Regions from separate parts of the Homo sapiens genome. Here region 2 is linked to region 1. A link is a loop called in an ENCODE intact Hi-C map of the cell type or tissue named here. Cell type or tissue: tibial artery. All regions are shown on one strand. Each heading gives the region's core, and the rest is flanking DNA. Links, peaks and the distances in the headings are about the cores only.

What was found. A loop is a pair of places that touch in the nucleus more often than their neighbours do. Peaks named below come from ENCODE experiments on the same cell type or tissue, not always from the same donor. Only the 100,000 strongest peaks of a DNase experiment are listed, where the experiment ranks them.
Region 2: it touches region 1 in a loop (5-fold over the local background); 1 of 110 quality-filtered maps calls a loop at or near these places.

The regions. Positions count from the first base shown.
Region 1 is chr13:47,176,997-47,182,389 of GRCh38, forward strand. No RefSeq gene overlaps it. Among named protein-coding and RNA genes, the nearest start is that of HTR2A, 280 kb to the left of the region's middle. In tibial artery, for the core only: no CTCF peak of the experiment used is centred there; a DNase peak (open chromatin) is centred at 2,658.
Region 2 is chr13:47,084,544-47,089,936 of GRCh38, forward strand. No RefSeq gene overlaps it. Among named protein-coding and RNA genes, the nearest start is that of HTR2A, 190 kb to the left of the region's middle. In tibial artery, for the core only: no CTCF peak of the experiment used is centred there; no DNase peak of the experiment used is centred there; H3K27ac peaks cover 5,000 bases.

The DNA.
Region 1 (5,393 bases), core at 296-5,295:
GGACAATCCTTCACAGAGCTTTCAAGGTGGTGCCAGTCAATATCTACAAAAGACAATGTAAAATAGCTAAGGGAGCTAGCTACAGTTTCTTTAGTTACAACTGCTTCAAGATTTAAAGTGATATTCATCATCTCCCTGCTTAACCATCTATTCTGGATTTTCCTAACCCATGTATAGCACTTCAGCTGGTCTAGGCTGTTTATCCGGGGGGTTAAGCCAGATCTTCATCTCAAGGGAAGATGAATCTTTAATTGCCTTTCTCTATTTGAACTTTGAATACTACAATTGCTTTTTTGTCTTTATTTCTGATCATAAAAGCAGCAAGAGACATCCAATTGAATACTCTGAGTTTGAGATGTGATCTTTCCAGCCCTAATTGTGTAGCAGCAGTGCTATCTTTTCATGCTAATTAAGGTTTATTAACTTTGCCATTATAGTAACTCCTTTCTTATCCCTTTTTTGCTTGCTGATCAACTGGCATGAGGCACCCAGAGTGACAGGGTGCCATAGCCTTAAATTTAATAGAATCATTAATCTGTCCCCAAGCTGAAAGCATTTCTCACTGGGAATCCAGCCCTTTAATGCAGCAGAGCCTGTTTGTGGAGGAAGGAAGCACATATTCTTCAAGAATGTCACTTGTGTGATGATGTTAATGGGGGTAAATCTTATGCCTCTTCATTCCTAAACCTACAAATTCTAAATGCTGGGGACACATTCCCTTACCTGGTTCAATGCACACACTGTATTCTGAAAGACATCATCTCAAACCCACAGGGTATTGTCTCTGGGCTGGCATTTTAGCCAAGGACTTTTTGAAAATTATTTTTACTTTTTATGGATACCTAATAGTTATGCATATTTACAGGGTACATGTGATATTTTGATACAAGCATACAATGTATAGTGATCAAATCAAGGTAATTGAGATATATATCACCTCAAGTATTTATCATTTCTTTGTATTAAGAACATTGCAATTCTACTCTTTTAGTTATTTTGAAATGTAGAATAAATTATTGTTAACTATAGTCACCCTATCCTTTAAACCCCCCTCCCCTCTACACATCCCAGCCTCTGGCACTCGTCATTATACCCTCTATCTCCATGAGTTCAGTTGTTGTTGTTTAGTTCCCACATTTAAGTGAGACCATGGGAAATTTATCTTTCTGTTGGGGCAGCCACCTTTGGGCAGATACCTTGAACAGACACTCATTGTTGTTCCTCTTTTGCTGTGAAATCAGCCCCTTAGTCTGATGCAATGTTGTGCAAGTTTCCATGCAAGTAGGCTCTAAAATGGTGGTACTGACAGAGGCAATGCAGGCAGGGAATTCAGATCAGTGTAAGTATGGAATTTGGCGAGGCTGAATTACTATTTCTCTAGGGTAGAAGTAATCTCATTTAATCAACTGGAAACTAAGTACAGTTGGCCTTCCATATATATGAATTCCACATCTGCGGATTTCATCTGTTCTGAACATGTACAGACATATTTCTTGTCATTATTCCCCAAACAAGACAGTATAACAAGTATTTATATAGCATTTACATTGTATTAGGTATTGTAATAATCTAGAGATGACTTAAAGTATATGGGAGGATGTGCATATAACCTATGCACATATCAGGACTTGAGATTTTGGTATCTGCAGCAGGTCTTGAAACCAATTCCCCATGGAAACCAAGGGACAACTGTATCTGACTAGACTCTTTAAGGGATATTGCCATTGGAATGGTGTCAGCATAGACGCTGAAAAGTTATGTAGTAGTGGAAGTGACAAGGTAACAAGGGTTGAATGAGAGCCCATACCATGGTTCAATGCATAGCTTCAATTCCTGCCAACATGGCGCTCCATTCTTAGGCCCATTGCACAAGCCCTGGGGTGGCTAGGACAGATTGGTATACATCCATCCACAGGCTTGGTCATCCTGTCTTAACGGTTATTGAGACTGTTGCCTGCAATGGATGCTGTCTGGGAAGCATCAACTTAAAATACAAAGATCTACATTTTTTACCCACTTCCATGGGCCAACCTGTGGATAATGTTTCCTTAGACTAATGTTTCCATGGAAGTCTTATAACCTCCCAACTAAGCCATTCATCAGTGCCTAAAAGTTCACGAGTATCTGTGTCTCAGGCCACTACTTCCTCTACATAAAGCACAAAAATCAATATACTGCTCTCACATCTGCCCACTGGGAGGGTTTCAGTCATGACATTCCTTTCAGGCAACCCCTGAGTTGGGCTGTAGTGTGGAGGCAGTATGTTTTTGAAGTATGTACTAACCTATTGAGCTAAGTCATCTGTGAATCTGGGTCAAGATTTTCTGTCTTTAATTGATCACAGAGAATGCCTCAGGAGGGATTGGCGTGAGTTGAATTTTCCTTGCGTTCCCCAATCTTACGACTTGTGGAATTTGACAACATCTGGTTCATAATGGGTTTCTCCAGTAGGAGTCACATGGTATTTCATGTTCAGATGCTCAGTCTTTTCTACAGCTCAGCAGCACATCAGGAATTGCTTCTCAAAATAGACATAGTTTTGTTCCAGAAGCCCAGTAGTCTGCACTGTGACCTCTATTGGGTCTTGCCAGAGAACACACACAGCATCATCACAGATAACTTTGGTACCACTTAACTCCTGGGTCATATGGCCTACATGCCAGGGTCATTTGCAGCACAGTGCTGAAGATCAAGAAGCCACTCAAAACAGCTTTCTGAGTAACCTGTTAAATGAATCAGAAAATTATGGCTAAGTCTCTAAAGTCTAAAAATACCCATAACGTAGCTCAAGTTTCTTACTGATAGAAGAGGCAAGAACTTGTCTTTAACCTTAAGTGGAATATATCAGCATATCTCACAAAATTGAACTTCTACAGACTTCACTGATGTAAGAAGCCCTGAATCTTTGTGGTATTTATTTTCTCCTCTCTGGCCTACAGGTGTTTTACTAGGACATCTGTAGTTGTTAATGCTTACTTCTTAGTGAATCAGTGTGATCTGTGGAATTTTAAACATTCTACACATTATAAAAAATCTATAGATTTCTATAGAGTCCTTTTAGAGTGCAGGTGAATTAACACAGCCCCACAGCAGGACAGTGAATATGTACTGCTGTTTGTCCCCTCCTTTCCATCATATAACAGTCAACTCTTTTTTATCTTCCTTATTGATGAGAATTGAGAAAAACGCATTTGCTGGATCATTAGCCTCAACCTACGTCCAAAAGGCTATGTGAATCTGTTTCTGAAACAGCTGCATTTGAGGCTTCCATTTGTTTAAGTTTATAGTAGTCCACTGTCATCTGCCAACATTTGGTGTTTATGGGAACTCTCTTTAAGTAAAGTGGAAAATAATAGGGAGAGAATTGTTAAAGGATAAATAATTATAGCTAGATAGCAGGAACAAGTTCTAGTGTTTTTATAGCACCATAGGGTGACTATAGTTAACAATAATACAGGATATATTTCCAAAAAGCCAGAAAAAAGGATACTGAATGCTCCCAACAAAAGAAATGATAAGCATTTGAAATGATGGATACGCTAATTACCCTAATCTGATCACTACATGTTGTGTGTATCCAAACACTGTGTAGCCCCTAAATATGTACAATTGTTATGTGTCAATTTTAAAAAGTAGAATATGATGGGGCCCATTACTTCTAAGTCTTTAATGATGACACCAATTTCTGTAATTCCTCATAGCACATGGTATTGCTTCTGATAAACTATCTATCTTGGCCAGAGTTAGGAGGACAGTTTTAGGGACTTATACTTGGTTTTCCTAAAACATTGGCTCTGATTTTATGGACCAGGAAACCAATGTGAGAATAATGCCAGCTGCTAAGTACATACATCTCAAATGTACACTCAGACACGTCCATGATCCCATTGAACCCACTATGAAATGAACTTGGGCTAGAACTTCATTTGTCATGTGTTATGCTCAAGCCATAACCATTCTAAATACAGGTTCATAGTAGTGTGTGGTTTTCCTAGTATAAATGGCAACTCAGATCCTATATCATCTTGTCCTTTATAGGTCTTGGGATTTTCCTTTCCACAGTGCAGTTATCCTGGTAAATCACATTAACACCCCTTTTAGGAAGGAATGGGGAAGCCCACTGAATTTCCTCAATGGGGCTCAACCCACACTTGATTAATGGACTTTGAGTCTGTGAACCGGTTTACTTCTGGACTAAGAAAATGCAAGAGATTTCCCATAATAGCAGTCGATTTTAGCCTTCTGATTGTCAGCTCTTGATTTTTTTCTGATTCTAAAAATGAAAGATAGAAACCCTATTTCATTGTTCATCTGTCTTACCCCTAGGAACATCATAATATATAATTAATGACCAGCAATTGCTGTGGGTCTAGGCCCTGGTTGCCATCCTGGGTTGTTGCCCCTTACAGTCATTAAATCTACCTTGCATTTGATGACCAAATACTACTACGTGGACTCTACCATCCCAGATTCCTGTCGTTCTTATTGAAAACGGGCAGCCAAGTTTCAGTGTAGAATCCTGGCCAGGTTCCAATATAGAATCTTCTACTGTTAATTTCAGCCTGCAAGGACTGCTACTTCTCATCTTATCAGAGATGCTAGTACCTCTCTTAACATTCAGTTCCTTATTACTGTAGTGAATTGAGTATCCTCTAGGTGCTCCCAGGATGAATTTTTAGGTTTCACGTAATAAATCCCCTCTAGCATTTTCACCTCCAATGAGTTTCATGACTTTTACTTCAGTACTATTCCATGTAGTTTCAGAATTTTAACTTCACCACTGCAGCCATCCATGCTTCTGGTATTCTTAGAATATTAAATCCTTAGTCATTGGAAAGCCCTCTTATGTCAGTGAATCCCCCTCTCATTCAGTCTTCAAGATGTTCAAGATCTACTCTACAATATGCTGATTTATCCATTAACAACTTTCAGAATTGAAAGTGGGGATATTTAATATCCATTGTCTTCAGTTCCTAGTCTTGGTGAAATTTCAGGATAACAGGAATGTCCTTAATAACTTTATACATTTTTTTGTTTCCTTGCCAAGCAGAGGTCCATATTTGCAGTTTTTCCACAATTCAGCCAACCAGGGACAGTTTCCTGGTCACTGGCCAACTAGGAATATCTGTCTCCAGCACAATATTCCCAATGAGATGTCTGTGTATGAGAACAATACTACTGTTTATGCGAAACACAGAAGTAAAATGGTGCAGCAATGATGGCTGCTCCATTACTCTTCCAATAAGTGGCAAAATGAAGAGAGTGCTGGATTTGCTACTAGCTCATGTCTAAGTAGAAGGTGAGGGAAATAGGAAGTCACAACCTTGAATCCATCAGAAATGGGGTCAAGAAAACCAAAGGATTTTTTGTTGGCAGAGAAAGCAATCATGATC
Region 2 (5,393 bases), core at 70-5,069, 93 kb before region 1:
ACGTCTATAAATATCATGCTTATGTTGGTATGTCTTTTTAAAAATCAATGTTAGATATTTTCTACTGAATTATCACCATAAAATAAGAAAAACTAGTTTTCTTTCTCGTGTTTTATGTCACACAGGCATACTTGCTTTCTCCCATCCAATTGTCTCAAGAGAGTTATAATTTTTGTCAGATTTTGTACAATTAAGATTACATAAATGCAATTTAGTGCTATGTCGATTAGTAAACTATGATCATATTTCGCTTCATGTACCACCTTTTGTTTCCCTGGAGCTCATAATCACCCATGTTTGCTTATTTGCTTAGTTTTCTATTTATGTAACACTGATTTAATCCAAAACTTTCTAATAGTTGTCTAAAGCTGTTCTTAATATATGTATTCTCATCAGGTTCATCTTTTTATGGAAATCTCTCTTGGTACCTTCTGATCCGCTTCCTTCTAGATGTGTTGCTTTACACCTGGGACACAGATGTGTATCTTGGAAATCTTCCTTTACCATCATCCTGGGTATTCCTTTTGCCTCTTTCCTGAGTTGGATCTTCTGTTTCCTGTATCACATGTTTATATATATATATATGTATATATATATGTATATGTGTGCGTGTGTGTGTGTGTATGTATACATATATGTGCGTGTGTGTGCATATATATATACACACACACATATACATATATATTGCATGTGGTTTAAAGATTTATCTGGTTGGAACACATTTTCTGGTAGTTTCCTGGGAATTAATGTATAAAGAAAAATTTCCTGGGATTCTGCATTTCTATGAACATTTCTGTTCTACTCTTATACTTGATGAAGAGTTAGGCTGCTAGTAATCATCTTTCAGGATTTTGAAGTCATTGTTCCATTTTATTTTAGATTCCAGAATTGCTATTGAGAAGTTTGAGGTTTTTCTGTTTCTCAATTCTTTGGGTGTGACTAATTTTTTTCTCTAGATCTTTTATGATTTTTCTTCAGTGCCAGTTCTGAAATGCCATTTAGTGACGTAAACTAGTATGAGTCTAATTTTATTCACTTGTTTGAACAGTTGATGAAAAATTTCAATCTGGAACTCATGTCCTCACTTCTGAAAAGCTCTCTTGTCTCTTCTATGACAATAACATTTTCTCTATTTTTTCTTTCTGAAACTTCTTATGTAAATATTGGGTGATCAAGTCTTAAAAAAGTTCCCCCTCTATTATTTTTGGGTTTTTGCTCTATTTTCTAAAAAAATCTTCTAAGTTCTCTATTATAATTCTTCTTCTCTGCCATTAATTTTCAAGAGCTCCTGATTTCAGAGGGCCAATGAGGTAAAAACCTTTCATAATAATTCTAAGATATTTTTTTCTTTTTCACTCTTATGAGTATAAAAAGGTTTTCCAGAGATGAACTTGTGTGTTCATCTCTGATGAACATCGCAACAGATGGAATGCAGAAAAAGGCATGATAATCCAACTGTCAGCTATTAAATCAGAAGAGATTTGGAAAAATGTAAAACATCACTATCATCACTATTTTTTGTTTTCAAATTATAGTTTTTCATAAAAATCTATTCATGTTCTATTTATCACGCATACAATATGTTATACTGAATCATCAATAAAATTTAATAATTTATCTCATATATATATATAAAAAACTATAACATACATAAAGAAAAGTATTTTAGAATCCTTGATAATTTTTTAAGAGTACTAAGGGGTCCTTAGAAAACAAAGTTTGAGGAATGCTACCTTAAGTGTTCCTTATTAAATTATATTCTTGTTATACAGGTACAATGTTTTCTTCCTATCTCTGTTAGAATGTTATTGATAATGTTTCTGAAATTTCCTTTTCCCCAGAAAGCCTCTGTTTCTGCTAAGTTGCTTTCTTTGGTTTGTTTCTTTCGGTATCTATTTTGGGGGCTTTCCTGAGGTGTCTGGTGATCTTTGGTTGGATGCTCATATAAGAATTGGGGCTAGTACAGTTGATTGATGGCTCAGAGCATGTGGGTGGGAGTTTTCTCTGATGTCCTTTAAATTAGGCTGATCTAATATGATTTCGCAGAAAAGATTCTTGTAACGTCTTGTCTGGATAGTAATGACAGGGTTGCCATTGTCTTGAGAGCCAACAGGGGAATCAACCTCTAGGACCTCAGCACCCAACATGCTAAAGTTTTTTGCACTGAGGTGTCCCCTACTCCCTGTTTGCAGTGAGGTATCCCTAGCATCTTCATTGTGTGTGTACCTGTGAGTCCAGTGATCCTGTGCCTTACTCTCTCCAGGGAAGAAATCTTCAGCATTCTGCGGTCCTGGAGGAGTGGCAGTAACTCAGCAGCATCAAGTGAGTATGGGATCTGGGATCCCATACTTATTATATCCCATACTTAATTGTATGTCCTTTAAACCAATCTTTCTTATCATAGCATGTATATAGATCTCAGCCCTTGGTCTGAATTCATAGCCTTTTGAGCATCTGCTGTGTAAGTCATACTGCTTTTCAGTTTTCCCCATTGCCAGCTTAGGATTTGGTTCTTTCAGTTCTGCCAAGCAAATTGCCACTTGTCCATTTGCTTTCCAGTTTCCAAAATTCTGTTGTTATTATTACCTTTCCTTTTCTCTTTGTCCTTGTTAGTTATGCTTGTATAAAAAGTCAATTATGCATATAATTATAGATATTTATATATAATTATTGGTAGATATAGATATCTATGTAATTATCTCTTTATATAGATCTATATATAGAGAGAGGTGATAGATACAGATAGATAGCTAGATTCTATCTATATATATCTCTTCTGAGCTTTGTTAATCTATAGTGAAATTGGTTGTGTTAAATGTGCCATCAATATACAGAACCAAGCCGAATTTCTATATGGGTCCAGGCATGTGGCCAGTGTTTATTTTTATGAATGTTTCATTCTGAAGATTCAGTAATTATGTTAAGTTCTGTTGCCAAAGTTGTCTTTTAGCACTCTGATTTATTTTTGGCAAAGGACAGATACATTGACAAGTCGAATATTAAAAAATCCTCCGCAAGATGTTATTTTTTTAGTATTAAGGCCTTAAATGGATATACTTGATTTCAAAGAAGTTGATTTTAATTTAAGAAAGGGGTTGCTATTTTTTATAAGCAGTCTCACAATGATAAATGTTTTATCCCGTCAGCTATTGGTGTTAGACCAGTGTTGGCTGTGTCTAGAATTTAATCTCCTGTAGAAAATGATATAAAAAGCAGATATGCTGAATATTCTATAGTAATTTTTTTATTTTAACATCAAAATTTATTAATATTTATTGAACTCTGTAGTTCTTGGCCTCTAAGTCATATCCCAGTAGTATTTAAAGAGACTTCGTCACTATTTCAGGGTCCTTGGAGACCATTTAAGGCACAGCAAGTGCTAGAATTATTTTTAGAAATATGACTAACTCAAATCTACCACTAGACAAAAATGTCAGTGCTTCCTGGCTTGGTGATGAGTCTTCAAAAAGACCTTTGCATTTCTTACTTAGTTAAGTGGCTCAAGGAATGAGTCTTTCCTTACTTCAGGGTCTGGTAGTCAGAACACTCTGACTCTACAGATACATTTCTTGAGCTATAGGTCACCCACCCTGTTTGATCTTGGGTTCTGCACCCAGAGCAGCAGAGTTTTCATTCATGCCTTAAGCAATGCAAGCTGGAAGCAAGAAGCAAGAAGGAAAAAATTAAAGTGGAAGACAGTTTAGCACTGGGGATGCTGAGAATAAATTTATTTTGATAATTTATTTTGCTAGTATTTTTCTGTTGATACTTATTGGGTAAAATTTAAATTAATGTTGCTATGTTGATTATGCTGTATTTTTGGGACACTGTAGTAACAATGGAAGGGCTGACTGCTTAGAGCCAAGAGAAGGATACAAATGTCTGTGTGCCTGACAGGTTTCAGGCTAAAAGTCAAGGTAAGAGTGATTAAGAAATAAGGAAAAGTTGCTAATAGGATCTAGGAGTTTACGTTAAAAGGAGTAGGTCTGAAACGTTAGACTATTAATTTATTAGAGCTGAGGTATGGCTTAGAACTTTGCATTTCTCATAGATCTCTTAGGTGGTTCTTAGGGAGGTTGTTTATAATGTTAAGGGTCATTTCTAAGACCCCTCACAGACCTTTATAATTCTGTTGACATCCTTGACTTTCAGTTAAAATGCAAATATCACTCATATTTTAAATACACGTTGCTTATATTTTGGAAAGATTTTTATGATTTTCCCTCTTGAAGCACTTCAGCTACCTAACTCATTTAAGTTATGATTAGCTCTAATTTCTCTGCAATCATCATACATACTTGGGAATTACTGAGAAGTTAAAATAACACAAACCTACAGATTGTTTTTATCTGGAATAATTTTCTGATGAATATTAAATTTAATAAGTAATGAATTGGCATAATATGTTTTATGTATATCCAGTAAAACTTTTATTAGTTTCAACTTTTAGGTTTTAATACTTTGAAGCCAGTAATTCACTTTTATCGACGCCCAGATCTGTAAAGCTCATAGGTCTAAGGCAATGTGTCTATAATACCTGTAGCATAAAACAGGTGAGATGCTGATGGTGCTCTAGAGTTTGGTCTTGGGGTGGGCGCTGAGACATTACTGGATGAGTCCAAGGCACAGAAAGCTTTGATCAAAAGAGCATGAAGAGACACTGATTTGGATGTTAGAATCACTAACTAAAGAGGGAGACTAAAACAGACATGACAATGACCTTCAGTTATTTGAAGTCTAGTGGATGAACAAAAAGAATTTTTATGATCCATAGGCTGGACTTAATAGATGTAATTTATAGGAAGGTGAATTTTGGTTCATATCAAGGAGAATTTTCTCACTCTTAGAGAGCCAGTGTTGGAATGAGTGGATTTATGAGACAAGAAACCCTTTTTACTTGTTTAGGCTGCATGCCCATCTGCAAGAATATTGTAAATTTTTGGTAGATAGCTGTTTTAGATGATGTAAAAGTATCTCAAACTCAGATTCTATGAGAGAAGCTTTAAAAGTACATCATCAGTAGGTTGAGAATGGATTGCTTCTGAGTATAATCCCTGAGAAGTTTACTTTGAGGTATATCTGCAATTAATATTAAATCTGTCAGCAGATTTAAGGAGATACTTAATCTCTAAGTGAATTTATTTCAGCAGCTTTTAAATAATTTAATTATTTTTCATTAGAGGTTTGCTAAGATAGGTCCATCTTCTGCTGCTACAACAGAATACCTGGGACTGGGTAATTTATATTATAAACAGTAGACGTTTATTTGGTTCGTGGTTCTGGAGGCTGGAAAATCCAAGCACATGGCACCAGCATCTGAGAAGGGCCTTTGTGCTGTGCCACTCCATGGCTAAAGGTGGAAGGGCAAGTGAGCATGTGAGGCAGAGAATCGA